Regions from separate parts of the Homo sapiens genome. Here region 1 is linked to region 2. A link is a contact called in ENCODE Hi-C data. All regions are on one chromosome and are shown on one strand. Each heading gives the region's core, a stretch centred on a gene start or an enhancer-like site at or near the end of the contact. The rest is flanking DNA. Distances are from core to core; before and after follow the strand shown. Region 1 holds the start of SLC16A7 (solute carrier family 16 member 7). Region 2 has its middle 340 kb from the start of LINC02403.

Region 1 (7,723 bases), core at 2,490-4,989, 1.2 Mb after region 2:
GGTGCCCACCACCTCACCTGGCTAATTTTTTTTTTTTTTTTTTGTATTTTTAGTTGAGATGGGTTTTCACCATGTTGGCTAGGCTAGTCTTGAACTTCTGACCTCAGGTGATCTACCTGCCTTGGCCTCCCAAAGTGCTGGGATTACAAGCATGAGCCACCACGCCTGGCTGACTTATTGTCTTTTTCAGTAATATCTTATATTGGTCAGAATAGGCTAGGTTTTGTTCCCATGACAAATAGAGCCTGAAATTTCCAAGGCTTAAAACAATGGTCTCTTGCTCACACAAAGTACAGTGCAATTCAAGCAGTCTTTCTTTCTTTTTCAGAGATTCCATTTTGTAGCTAGTTCATCAGAAACATGGTACTATGGCAGGGAAAGGGAGTGATGAAGGAGGTACACTGGGTCTTAACTCCCTTTACCAGAAATTACACATGTCACTTCCATTCATACTGTTTTAGAACTACATAGTTGCATGGTCCCAATATAACTGTAAGGAAAGCCAGGAAGTGTGGAGCCAGGCAGATCATAGATATTGTGAGCACCAATAGCTTCTACCACATATCTGTTGCCTACAGCCACACTGTCATCTCTTTTCTTCATTTGGCAAACGTTACTATTTTCTATCTGCAACGATTTGTGCTGCATGATAGATGATTCTGTTACCCGAAAGGGGTACTGATTCAGACCCCAAGAGAGGGTTCTTGGATTTCATGCAAGAAATAATTTGGGATGAGTCTATAAATGAAAGCAGGAGTACTAGGAAAGTAAAGGAACAAAAAAATGGCTACACCATAGGCAGAGTAGCAGCATGGGCTGCTCCGCTGCTTATACTTATTATTACCTCTTGATTATATGTTAACAAGAGATGGATTATTCATGAGTTTTCTGGGAAAGGGGTGGGAAATTCTGGGAACTGAGGGTTTCTCCCCATTTTAGACCATATGGGGTAACTTCCTGACCTTACCATGGCATTTGTAAACTGTCATGGCACTGGTGGGAATGTCTTTTAGCATGCTAATGCATTGTAATTAGCACATAATGAGGAGTGAGGAGGACCAGAGGTCACTTTCGTCTCCATTTTGGTTTTGGTGGGTTTTAGCTGGCTTCTTTACTGCCGCCTGTTTTATCAGCATGGTCTTTATGACCTGTATCTTGTGCCAACCTCCTATCTTATTCTGTGACTAAGAATGCCTTAATCTCCTGGGAATGCAGCCCAATAAGTCTCAGCCTCATTTTACCCAGGCCTTACTCAAGATGGAGTCACTCTGGTTCAAATGCCTGTGACAATCCCAGAGATGAATAAAATGTCATCTCTACTTTCAAATAGCCTAATATATTGGGGCTACAGAAACAAAAATCATATTATAATATAGTCATATGTGAAGCTGAAACAAAATGCCCCAGATAGAGGCCTAAATCATTTTCTATGGGCAGGATCACAGAGAAAGATGAACTTAACCCTTATTTGTTAACAAAGAATCCTTAAAATGCTATAGAAGTGATGATATATTTGCTGGGCATTAAAGGAGGAAAAAAGGTTTAGACAAGTTTGATATGGAAAAGAGGGCAGTGAATGATAAAAGACAGAAAAATGTGAGAAGATTGTGTATGACTGAGGAATGAAGAAGGGAGAAAGAACCTAAACCACAAGGATGTGGGTATATAGTAAAAGACATGTGGACTTCATGAGTATATATGTGATGTACGTATTCACAGTTTGCTCATCTGTGGAATATGAGTTGCTAGAATGCTAAGTGTATTGCTATTTGTTTTTCCCACTGTTATTTCAGCTTATGAATATAAATCAAGGCAAACATTTTACCAGAGCATTCCAAGTTCTAATCATATGGCTTATTTTTTCCCTAAATTGTATTTTTTTCTCAATTTCTTAACAATATTAAACTGTAAGTCATAGGATAAACTGGCTGAATTTATTCTTAGCTGATTCTCCCTCCTTTCAGATACCTTTCTAGTCCAATCAAATTTTACATAACATACCTAGCTATCACAACAAAGCAATTTAGAAATGAGTTCCCAAATACTAACTCTGTGACAGTAGGTAAATTAGATCCAGAGTTTTAATTGTTGAAAAAACAAGACTTAAAAAGAAGGTTACGATATCATGCTATAAGTAGTGATGTTTGGCATTCAGCAATAGGTTAAACAGGTCAAGAACATGGGACTATAAGAAAAAAACAACAAAAAAGAAAAATCAAAGAGAAGGAAAAGGGAGAATAGGATCAAAATTCAGAAAGCATATGGTCTTTCTTCTTCCTCTTCTTTGACAGGAAATAAAAGTGATGAATGAGCAGGAAAAATATCAATAGCAAACACTCAAGACTATGACCTTGAAATGTGCCTTTATGTTGTTTCTTTTAAATGTTTAACTTTTTTTAATTAAATGAAGTGTTTATAGTCACTGCTAGACATTTCATCATTATCAAAGGCCTATTATGTCTTATACAAATGTCTATTTAAGCATTTTTAGCTTAAAAATATAAAATCCTTTCTGTAATTTTCTGCCTTTTTTTCATTTTCAAATATCATTCTTTCAATAAAATTATCTTCCAGTAATTTTGATGTTATTAATCACGATTATTTTTTCATCTTGTATTATGCCTACCAGCCACTTCATGTATATTATTTCACTTAAATCTTATGAAATCAACACGATTGATATTACTTTTATTTCATAGCTACAGAAATTGAAATTCAAATTTCGTCCATTACAACAGACTAGCTGTGGCAAAGACAATGTGAATTTACCCAAATGACTTAACTCTTTTTATAAATTCGTAAAATGTGAAGAATCATAGAACACACCTTAAAATGATTGTGAAATCAAGGAGGAGAAAGCTAGCTAAACTGGTAGACAAACTGCAATAGGACTTGTCAAGCCAAAACCTACAATTATTCTTTTGGATAGTTTCTTTTTCTCTAAAGTGGCAATTTAACTTAAAGATATTAAAGAAACCCAATCTATGGGGTTACTTAAATGTTCTCTTCCAGCCCTTCCTCTTTCCAGTTTTACCAAGAAGCACATTTTAGACAGGGGAAGAGACCAAACCAATGACAGCAGAATTACCATTATCTCTAGCACTATTCGTTGTCAAATAACTAAATGCTGGTTTGAAGAACTAAGTAATTTGAGAAATTAAAAATGAAAGGAATTATAAATGATTTGAAAAAAAATCCTTCTTATTTTTAATGTTTTTTGGTGCTGTTTTCTATGTCCTTCCTCCTATGGTGTCAATTATATTTTTTTCCGTGAAGTGATTTGGTTGGTGAGTCTAATCTCCAACAGTGCCCTACCTCTTTCTCCCAAAAAGGCCTCAGTTGAAAAATGGCTCAACACTTTCCCTGCAAGCTCACAATGAGGATCTCCTATTCTCCCTGCATTCGGCCAGACTCTTCTTTTTTTGCATGCTTTCCTCTCCCATGCTTGGGTTGCACAGAGCTACCGCACATCTGTCTTCTAGGTCAGGCTACAGAGTACTTCGGATACAGCAAGTTACGACCCATCTGGAAAGACAGATCTACCTGCCTTTTGGCTTTCTTCCTTGGTCAAAACTAAAATCCGAAGTGGAGTGCCCCGAGCGATAGAGAAAGTGCCTATAGCTTTGACAGCCGCTTGGAGCATGCTCAGTCGGTCTCCAGGCACCGGGAGGCGGCTCCCCCCCACCACCCCCCGGGCCGGCCTCCACCGCAGCCTGTCCGGCCCCCACCCCTGGCGCGCGCTCCTCCGCACCCACAAGGGCGTTCAGCAGCCGCGCCTCCCCTTCCCGCCACCGCCTCCTTCTCCGCTGGCTGTGGCGGGCGAGGACACGTCAGGGGCCATAAATAAATAAATAATTCCATTCACCCGTTGACAGCGAGGCGAATCGGCTGCGGTTTGCTGGGAACGGAGGGCTGCAGCGCCCACCCTGCGCCAGAGACCAGATAAAGTAAGTACAGCTGGGGAGGGAGGGGAGAGGAGGAGGAGGAGGAGGAGGTGCCGGCTAAGAGGAGGGCGAGCCTGCGTCTGCGACCCGAGCTGCCCGCGGAGCCGCACGCGTGTGTGCAAATAATGGCCAGCCTGTGACAAACGTGCCAACGCAGAGTTGGCCAGCGAGCCCTTATATAGACAAAAAAATCCCGAAGCGGCCGCGGGAGCAGAGCTCGCGTCAGCCAGTGCGCGCCGACAGCTGCCCGGGAACTGAGGGGGCGCGCGGGGTCCTGGGCAAGGAGCGCCTCGCGTGCTTTCGGCCAGGAGGTGCTCACGCTCTCGGCTTTTACACCGAGACTCAGCGTGGCGCGGTGCACCCCAGTCTCCCTGGCTCACGGGACTCCGAGGGCTGCTTCCAGTGCGGCGTGTCTCTAGTGCGCGCCCCGCCAGCATCCGGCCCCCGAGCCCCCTAGGGTGGCGTGGCTTCATTGCCGCAGAAGGTGGAGGCGGGGGTGGAGTGTGTGGAGAGAACGTCTTCTCTTTGAGCAGATGATCAGGACAGGAAGAGGCTGTGAGGGGAAGACGAAATACCGGGGGATGGGGGGGTTGTCTTTCTTCATTTTTGGTCCCCAGGAAGGATGGCAGGGGTGGAAGCAGATGGAAAACTATATGCGGGCGAGGCCTGAGCCCAGGCAGAAAGGGACCTCTGACTTGGCAAGGGTTCAGGAGGGCCTGAGCCTTCTGGTCTTGCTGGGCCACTGCACCACATTGGGGGCGCCAGGCCCGGTCAGGTGGCGCCACAGGCTGCGAGCCCGCTCACGTGCGAACTGCCTGTTTTCTCAGCGGATGCTGCATCGCGGCGCCCTTCTCCACCCCCTTTTCTCCTCTACTTCCGCGAAAAGGATTGCAGACTGCCTTGGAAAGGGCGGTCGTGCCCAGTGCCACTTTCCCGGTAGGGCTGAGGAGGGACTTCTGTAGTTCCAATTCCAGGGAAATTAAAATTTTACACACACACACACACACACACACACACACACACACACACACACACACGAGACATAGAAGAGGAAACGAGGAGTGGTTTCTCTACAATTGTTTTTTGATTTCCTTTCCTGTATTATTTCGTGTCCTCCTTCCCTCTTGGGTCCCAAAGGAGATGCGGCAGAGGAATAAAATAGCGGACAATGATGAAAGTGATGGGAAAAAGACTGGACCCAGAGGAAAGAGTGACTACTGGATGCCATTTCCTGTCACCCCATGCTTCATGGCTAACCCCAGTCTGAACTCAGAGGGTTGCAAACTTTCCACAGACAGGTTAGCTTGAATGTGTTGTGTTACTGGAACCACAAGCACTAAGTATGCATTTGGTGGAGTGTGGCTGAAAAATGAGAGTTGGGTGGGGACAGCAGAGGGCAAATGAGGGTTGAGCAAAGTGACTAATATTTAGCTCTGGTGAAGCAATCCTAACTCCAGGTTCTACTTCTGACTGAGCAGATTACATTTAAAGCAATCCAAGTGAGGGACTGAATGATCTCAGTGGAAAGGAAAGATTACAACCGTAAGAAACTCAGTGTATTGTGTAACAACTTACAAACTCAGAAACTATTTTTTGCAAATACAACAACAGTTTGCAGTTACATATTACTTTTTTCCCCCCAAGGCATGTTTGAATAATAAGTGATCTGAAATTTTAACATCTGTTTCCCGATGTTCAAATTAGTGTATCCTTCTATAAATGCTCAGTTTATTTCTAGACATTCATTTGCTCTTTGATAATGTCTGGCTTATATTTTTGGCTTTGAGCTCTTTTAAAGGGAAGGAGAGCAACATTACCTAAATAAACCTCCCTTGTCTGGAGTCATATTCCTGGATCACGGATCTGAAATAAAAGGCATCTCCAGAATTTGCTTTTAATTCTGTATTCATCCACCAAACATTTTTGAGACATTCACATGGAAAAAGGGAATTAACTTTAGAACAGATTGGTTCTGCACTTTTGTAAGGTTGAGTAATTGTTTAACAATCTGGGCTTTACCTTTTTCTTGTCTATAAAATGAGATTGGTGGTACCCACTCTGAAGTGATATTGGGAAGAATGAAGTGTGTGGTAAGTACCTAGAATACAGACGGGCTATATTTGAGCCCCTATAATCAGTCTAGACACCCTACCAGGGTTGCCAAGATGAATGAGGCTGTAATTCTGCTTTCAAGAAGTTCTCATATAGTCAGTCATTCAGGTTAATCTTTCTTGTATCCCATTTGCCTTTTAGTCCATTTTTTTTCTCCTCTTGATGGAAGAAACATATATCCAAGTAACTTGAAAGGAACTCCACAGTTGTAAGAAATGTTGGTAAGATCTGCTAAAAGGCAAATTTGAGAAGAATGTCTTTTCTCAGGAACCTGTATTCAGCCCATTTTTTGTCCATTAATAGTGATCCTTAATGAATAAAAACAGGTAATGAAGGATTTTTCTTCATGTTATGAGGGCAGGATGATCCTTCTCTGAAGATTATCTTTGTCAATGAATTGATTTCCATTATTTGAGAGAAGAGTTTGAGTTGCAGTTTCTACTACACCTTGGGCAAACCAATCCACTCACTCCTAAGAGTATAAAGTAACTGTAGTATATAATAACTATAATGACAACTCTGTAATGCTCACCATATTCCAGGCACTGTGCTACTACTGTCTGATAGCATGTAGCAACCATTTGAGGTGGATCTGTCCATATCCATATTTACAGAAAAAAGAATTTATGCCCAGAAAGTTTCATAGCTTATTCAGCTGGTACAGTTAGTAAGTGGTTGAGCTGGGGCAAGCACCGATGCGATCTGTTTGGCTTTAACCACTGTGTCATATAGCTTCTGCCTTGCATGAAGCTAAATAAGAGCAAAGACCTTACCTGTTGTTTTCTCCATAGCCCAGTACAGTGTCTGGCATGTCATGGTTCAGAACAACTGATTATAGAAAGAAGGAAAGAGGGAGGGAAGCAGAACTAGAGGGAAGGAGGAAGAGGAGGAAATAAAAATTAGCAAGTCCAAGTGTCTCCCGCCTTCAACACTGAATCTGGCAGGAAATCCAGCATGAACTCTGCCCTGAGAACACAATAGTTGAGGCTCTTTTGAGGATTCCTTTTCCTTGTCTTGCATCTAATCATCTAGTTTATGATGCTCATTTATGCAGAATAGGAAAATATTCTCTTTGGTTTGACAAATTAGCAAAAGGTGCCCATGAAGTGCAAACATCAAAGAGTGACCTACTCAAGGTGGACCAGGAAAAAAAAAGAAGGAAGAAATTAAAAGGGCAGACCATAATGCAGGGGCACTGGATTTAAATTTTAGTTAAGCCACTGGCTGGCTTTGTCTTATGCAATGTTGTGGTAGTACTTGTATTGTTGTTCTGAACACCAAAGACGATAACAAATATAAGCTGTTTTATACTGTGCCTGATAAATAGAATGGCATGCGGCAAAGAATAATTACATTCTGTTATTGCCCTTTGTTCCCCTCCTCCCTTCAACTCATCCCAAATAAAAAGTACCCTCCTGTTTTCCACATCTTGAAGTAATCTGTGTTCATCTGAACTACTTCGTAACTTGATCTGGGCTTCTCTTAGGCTGATTCTTATATTTTACCTTGAATTACAATTATTTGGGAAGGCATCCTATCTCTCTTCCTGGGCTACATGGTCTTTGAGAGTAGATGGTATATCTGATTCATCTTGGAACCTCTGTGGAGCTGCTGCTTGGGACAGGACAGGGCAGACGAGGGGCTCTGAAGTCCAGCCTGTCTGGGTT
Region 2 (7,199 bases), core at 2,421-4,920:
ATCTAAATATTTAAGATCAAATCTGTATAACAAATTAAACTAAGATTTTAAATCCCATCTATGACCAATGATTAGCAATGATCAGAATGATAGAGAATTTTAAAAAAGTGATTCACGGGCTCTACCCTTGGAGATTCTGATTTTGTGGATCTGGTGTAAGGCTTAGGAATGTAACTGCCCAGTGGGTTCACCTTGCCCGCTGCCCAGGCAGAGCCAATTTACCAAGACAGGGGAATTGCAATGGAGAAAGAGTAATTCATGCAAAGCCAGCTGTGTATGGGAGATCAGAGTTTTATCATTACTGCAGTCAGTCTCCCCAAGCATTGAGGATCAGAGTTTTTAAGGATAATTTGGCAGGTAGGGGCTCCGGAAGTGGGGAGTGCTGATTGGTTAGGTGGCAAATGGAATTATAGTGGGGTTGAAGTGAGTTTTTCTTGCTGTCTTCTGTTCCTGGGTGGGATCACAGAATTGGTTGAGCCAGATTATCAGTTTGGGTGGTGTCAGCTGATCCACTGAGCACAGGGTCTGCAAAATATCTCAAGCACTGATCTTAGGTTTTACAATAGTGATGTTATCCCCAGGAGCAATCTGGGGAGGTTCAGACCCTTGCTGCCTGGCCCCTAAACCGTAGTTTCCAATCTTGTAGCTAATTTGTTAGTCTTACAAAGGCAGACTGGTCCGCAGGCAAAACGGGGGTCTTTTTGGAAAAGGACTATTAACACTTTTGTTTCAGAGTCAAACTATAAACTAACTTCCTTCCCAAGGTTAATTTGGTGGACACCCAGGAATGAACAAGGACAGCTTAAAGCAAGATGGAGTTGGTTAGGTCTGACTTCTTTCACTGTCATAATATCCTCAGTTATAATTTTTGCAAAGTCAGTTTCAGGAGCTTGCATTTTTAAAAAGCTTTCCACATGATAGAAATCTCTGGTATAGGTAATTTATTCAGGAGCACAAATTTACATCAGAATAATGTCTGAGATATTTGAAATATTAGATGTTCTAGAAAGTGTTTTTAGATTCTTTCCATTAAAAAAACTCTGATATTGTTAGTATTTTGGCAAATAAAGTTCTTCTTGCTATTTAATGGCATTTATGAACCTGTGGCTAAAACAGATCACTTACAGATAGTAGATTCTTGTGTGGCTACTCCCACTATTTTTATTACATGGCTACAGAGCTATCTCATTATTCAATGCAATCAAACCTTATGTCAGTAAATGGAAATATGTGGATTTTAAAATAGAGGATTTTACTCCCCACACTCAGTCTAATGAAGCTAGCAGTTTAAAAATCCAAAAATTATAAAGTGAAATGCTCCTTCCTCTTCGGATGATATTCCTGAACTCCAATAGACAGTGTTGGGCCCAAGGTCGTTGTCCACCCAGTGGTTTGATGAAAAAATCACTGACATAAGGCAGATTGATTAGTTGGAGAAAAGACACACAAATTTATTTAATGTGTATGCATGGGAGCCTTCAGAATGAAGACCCAACCTCGCAATGAGGTACAGAAACTTGCAGAAAGAATGGGGGGTTGGATGGACAGAACAGGTTACAGGAAAGGGAGAAGAGGAATTCTACTAACCAGCAATAAATGATTACTAGGGAGAAGGACTGGATCCAGGGAAACAGAAATTAACTTGCAAATATTTCTGTTTGAAATTTAAATGATCCTTGGAGACAGTCATTATCTTATTGAAAAAAGGGGTTTGTTCAGGTGTAGTTTCATTCTTGGTCATCTTTTCTGTAATGGCCACAGAGGGGAACAAGAAAAATTGTTCTCCTTGGAGGTCTGGATCTTAGGCAGATAAAGGAACTTCAATGTCTAGGAGAGGTCATAGAGACCTTGAAGGTTTCTTCAGTGCAGCATGTCAAAAATGCCATATTTGGGGGTATTGTTTCTGAGCCCCAACAATAGCCTTTGTAGGAGAACAGAATATGCCACCCTAAAATATGCCTTTTTGGCATAAGGGTTATTTTGAACTAATTATTTTGAGAAATGGCAGACACATGAGAAACTCTGAAAACAGAGTTAAAGCTACCCTTTTTGCGAGGGAAATTAACATCTATACAAAAAATCTCAATTTGTAAAGCTATCTCTCTGTCTGTCTGTCTCTCTCTCTCTCTCTCTCTCTCTCTCCCTGCCCCCCAACCCCTAGCCAAGAAGAGATGTATGATTATAAATCATTTAAGACTCTTATCAATGGAGAAGGCACCCACTTAAATCTGCATAACAAACTTTTCTCTTATTTACTATGCTTTTCCCATACCATTCTTTCTTTCTTTCAGTGGTAGATTGTCTGTAAACCCAAGTCTAAACCATCTCTTTGAGATTTAGTGATTTCTCTAGATAGCTCCCATGTATACATGAGGTTACATGTTAATAAAATTGTGTGTTCTTTTCTTATCAATCTGTCTTTTGTTATAAGGGCCCATTCAACTAAAAACTATGAAAGTAAAGAGAAAATCCTTTTTCCTGTCCTACACCTTAAATAGGGAACATATGACTAAAAATATTCAGTCAAAAAGAATTTTTCTGAATTGATGCTGAGTTTCTGTCAAGAAAATTTGTGGATACCATACAAGGGAAAAAATGGGAACATAAAATTCTCACTTTCTGGTGCATAAAGCAGTGGGTTCATTTGTTAATATGGCTTTTAGTTTCATTATCAAAATTTGAACTTTTATGGTACATTAGCTGAGCTATTTCTAACATTCTTCTGAAAATGAGAAGATTCATGTCAAAAATTGGCTGTGACATATTTCTAATAAACAAATGGATAAGTGACTATCAGCTGCCTCTGCAATTCCTACTGACTTGAAAACTGCTTACTTTGAACCATTCAGGATAATTCTAGAAAGTTATAATGATTTTCTGGGAACATGCAAATAATGAAAGTCTGAGAAGTGATTACATTACCATAGTTTTACTCTGGAACTTGGCATAATGAAACTGAAACTTTTGTCAACAGTTAAAAATATTTGAGATTCGCTGAAGCAATCTAGTGCTAATGTCTGGAGTTGACTTTATAATTGAGACAATATGAGCCCTACTGAATGCAGTTATTGTGATAGAAAGCTAATCTAAAGAAAGTAGGAACACAATAGACTGCACACATTCTCAACCAGTTTCAATTTGGTATTTCAGTTTTAACAGTAAAGGTATCAGACTGCTGAATATTTTATTGTTGTGTAACCACCAAGGATACTGTGTAGACAGGTAAGATATTTTAATTTTCCCTCCTCTGGTGAATACAAGACCCATCAATGTCAGGAGTGGCACAGTGCAGCTATAAAGTAATATTTTCTTTTGCATTCCAACAGCAGAAAACATCTCTGGCTGCCAACAGTATCTGTATTTAAATTCTTCAGAATCACAGTTTCTTGTTCTTGCAAAGGACACACATTAGGGCCTGAATGGCCTTTGAAACTCATCTTATTTGTATTTGAGTGAGGGCTAAATTATATATCTTTTCCACACTAGGAAGAAAGAAAGTGGATTAAAGAAGAAAGATAGCTGTTTGAAATGCACAATGCCTTTACTAGGAACTAAAGGAATTGCATTCAATGGAAGCTGAATTTCAGACTAGTAAATGTGTTGGTAATCCTCTCTTTGTTTACTGAAAATGAATCACTTCTCAGTTTCTGAAAGGAAACAAAGAAATGTGCCCTGTGTTTGCAAAGGCTATAAATCCTCTAGTTGAGGCCATTTCAAGCTCACTGAGACTGCTGGTAAGGTTGAGTCATGCTTTCAAGAATGCATGGTGCAGTTTCAAAAAGAAAAAACAAAATGTGTTCCGAGTCAGCAGCGTTGCTGAGCAAACTGATGGTGAGTTTTCTGGAGAATCAGCCTTCAGCTCTGTGCCCACAGTCAGGTCACCCATTTATTCCTCAGAGTCAAATGGCAAATGTGTTCGTGCTGGTAAAGGTCAGTCAACACATTCAACTCTTACCCTTGGAGAGAAAGCTGGAAACCATCTTGGACACTTCTCATTGGCTTAGGAATGTCAGCTGAACTTGGAAACCTGCCCAGACTGTATTTTGCCATGACTGGCAGAGATAGGGTCTCCCACCAACTTCTCAGAACCACACTTGCAAAGATTAACTCTTTTGCACAGGAAACACCAACTTTCTATCTGGCCACATTGCTGCCTGAGACATGGCTTCTATTCTGAAGAGCTGCCAAGAGGGAGACTCTGTATGGCTGAATAGGAACAGCTCTGGTCTGCAGTTCCCAGTGAAATCAACACAGAAGGCCTGTGATTTCTGCATTTCCAACTGAGTGTAAACAAAGCTGCCAGGAAGTTCGAACTGGGCGGAGCCCACCGCAGCTCCACAAAGCCTCTGTAGCCACACTGCCTCTCTAGATTCCTCCTCTCTGGGCAGGGCATCTCTGAAAGAAAGGCAGCAGCCCCAGTCAGGGGCTTATAGATAAAACTCCCATCTCCCTGGGACAGAACACCTGGGGAAAGGGGCGGCTGTGGGCACAGCTTCAGCAGACTTAAACATTCCTGCCCATTGGCTCTAAAGAAAGCAGAGGATCTCTCAGCACAGCCCTTGAGCTCTGCTAAGGGACAGACTGCCTCCTCAAGTGGGTCCCTGACCCCCATGCCTCCTGACTGGGAGACATCTCCCAGCAGGGGTCGACAGACATCTCATACAGGAGAGCTCCAGCTGGCATCTTGTGGGTGCCCCTCTGGGGGACGAAGCTTCCAGAGGAAGGAACAGGCAGCAATCTTTGCTGTTTGGCAGCCTCTGCTAGTGATACCCAGGCAAACAGGGTCTGGAGTGGACCTCCAGCAAACTCCAGCAGACCTGTATCAGAGGGGCCTGTTAGAAGGAAAATTAACAAATAGAAAGGAATAGCATAAACATAAAGAAAAAGGACGTCCACACGGAAACCCCATCTGAAGGTCACTAACATGAAAAACCAAAGGTAGATAAAACCACGAAGATGAGGAAAAACCAGCACAAAAAGGGTGAAAATTCCAAAAAGCAGAACGCCTCTTCTCCTCCAAAGGATCACAACTCCTCACCAGCAAGGGGACAAAACTGGATGGAGAATGAGTCTGATGAATTGACAGAAGTAGGCTTCAGAAGGTGGGTAATAACAAATTCCTCCGAGCTAAAGGAGCATGTTCTAACCCAATGCAAAGAAGCTAAGAACCTTGAAAAAAGGTTAGAGGAATTGCTAACTAGAATAACCAGTTTAGAGAAAACATAAATGACCTGAAGGAGCTGAAAAACACAGCACAAGAACTTCGTGAAGCATACAAAGTATCAATAGCTGAATCAGTGAAGTGGGTGAAAGGATATCAGAGATTGAAGTTCAACTTAATGAAATAAAGTGTGAAGACAAGAATAGAGAAAAAAGAATAAAAAGGAATGAAGAAAGCCTCCAAGAAATATGGGACTTTGTGAAAAGACCAAACCTATGTTTGATTGGTGTACCTGAAAGTGACAAGGAGAATGGAACCAAGTTGGAAAGCACTCTTCAGGATATTATCCAGGAGAACTTCCCCAACCTAGGAAGACAGGCCAACATCCAAATTCAGGAAATACAGAGAACACCACAAGGATATTCCTTGAGAAGGGCAACCCAAAGACACATAATAGTCAGATTTGCCAAGTTTGAAATGAAGGAAAAAATATTAAGGGCAGCCAGAGAAAGGTCGGGTTACCACAAAAGGAAGCTCATCAGACTAACAGTGGATCTCTCTGCAGAAACCTAACAAGCTAGAAGAGAGTGGGGGCCAATATTCAACATTCTTATATAAAAGAATTTTTCAAGCCAGAATTTCATATCCAGCCAAACTAAGCTTCATAAGTGAAGGAGAAATGAAATCCTTTACAGACAGGCAAATGCTGAAAGATGTTGTCACCATCAGGCCTGCCTTACAAGAGCTCCTCTTGAAGGAAGCACTAAATATGCAAAGGAAAAACCCATACCAGCCACTGCAAAAACATACCAAATTGTAAAGATCATCAACACTATGAAGAAACTGCATCAACTAATGGGCAAAATAACCAGGTAGCATCATAATGACAGGATCAAATTCACACATAACAATATTACCCTTAAATGTGAATGGGCTAAATGCCCCAATTAAAAGACACAGACTGGCAAATTGGATAAAGAGTCAAGACCCATTGGTGTGCTGTATTCAGGAGACCCATCTCAAGTGCAAAGACACACATAGGATCAAAATAAAGGGATGGAGAAATATTTACCAAGCAAATGGAAAGCAAAAGAAAAAAAAACAGGAGTTTCAATCCTAGTCTCCGATAAGACAGACGTTAAATCAACAAAGATCAAAAAGACAAAGAAGGGCATTACATAATGGTAAAGGGATGAATTCAACAAGAAGAGCTAACTATCCTAAATATATATGTACCCAATACAGGAGCACCCAGATTTATAAAGCAAGTTCTTAGAGACCTACAAAGAGACTTAGACTCCCACACAATAATAGTGGGAGACTTTAACACCCCACTGTCAATAATAGAGCAACGAGACAGAAAATTAACAAGGATATTCAGGACTTGAACTCAGTTCTGGATCAAGCGGACCTGATAGACATCTATGGAACTCTCCACCCCAGATCAACAGAATATATATTCTTCTCAGTACAACATTGCACTTATTCTAAAATTGACCACATAAATGGAAATAAAACACTCCTCAGCAATGCAAAAGAATGTAAATAATAACAAACAGTCTCTCAGACCACAGTGCAATCAAATTAGAACTCAAGATTAAGAAACTCACTCAAAACCACACAACTACATGGAAACTGAATAACCTGCTCCTGAATGACTACTGGGTAAATAACAAAATTAAGGCAGAGATAAATAAGTTCTTTGAAACCAATGAGAACAAAGACACAACGTACCAGAATTTCTGGGACACATTTAAAGCAGTGTTTAGAAGGAAATTTATAGCACTAAATGCCCACAGGAGAAAGCAGGAAAGATCTAATTAAAAAAACTAGAGAAGCAAGAGCAAACAATTTCAAAATCTAGCAGAAGACAAGAAATAACTAAGATCAGAGCAGAACTGAAGGAGATAGAGATATGAAAAACCTTTCAAAAAATCAGTGAATCCAGGAGCTGATTTTTTGAAAAGATTAACAAAATAGATAGACCGCTAGCCAGACTAATAAAGAAGAAAAGAGAGAAGAATCAAATAGATGCAAT

Evidence for each region. A loop is a pair of places that touch in the nucleus more often than their neighbours do. Pooled maps may share reads with other maps.
Region 1: a loop to region 2 is called in a map of ascending aorta, with 5 times the contacts of the local background. The contact joins the promoter of SLC16A7 here to the enhancer-like site in region 2. A Hi-C loop is called at or near these places in 1 of 168 maps with a recorded cell type or tissue (ascending aorta), 1 of 37 single-sample maps with no recorded cell type and 9 of 50 pooled maps.

What each region holds. Positions count from the first base shown.
Region 1 is chr12:59,592,290-59,600,012 of GRCh38, forward strand. It overlaps SLC16A7 (solute carrier family 16 member 7), which reads left to right and starts at 3,740. Exons shown (of 6, transcript NM_001270623.2): 1 at 3,740-3,947. RefSeq lists a silencer at 3,669-3,738 and enhancers at 4,209-4,348, 4,399-4,548.
Region 2 is chr12:58,421,946-58,429,144 of GRCh38, forward strand. No RefSeq gene overlaps it. Among named protein-coding and RNA genes, the nearest start is that of LINC02403, 340 kb to the left of the region's middle. RefSeq lists enhancers at 3,137-4,084, 4,089-4,168, 4,349-4,468. Within about 2 kb of position 3,671, at least 15 of the 41 ENCODE cell types and tissues checked have a DNase peak (open chromatin) inside an H3K27ac peak, as active enhancers do; they include ascending aorta, where a contact is called at or near this core.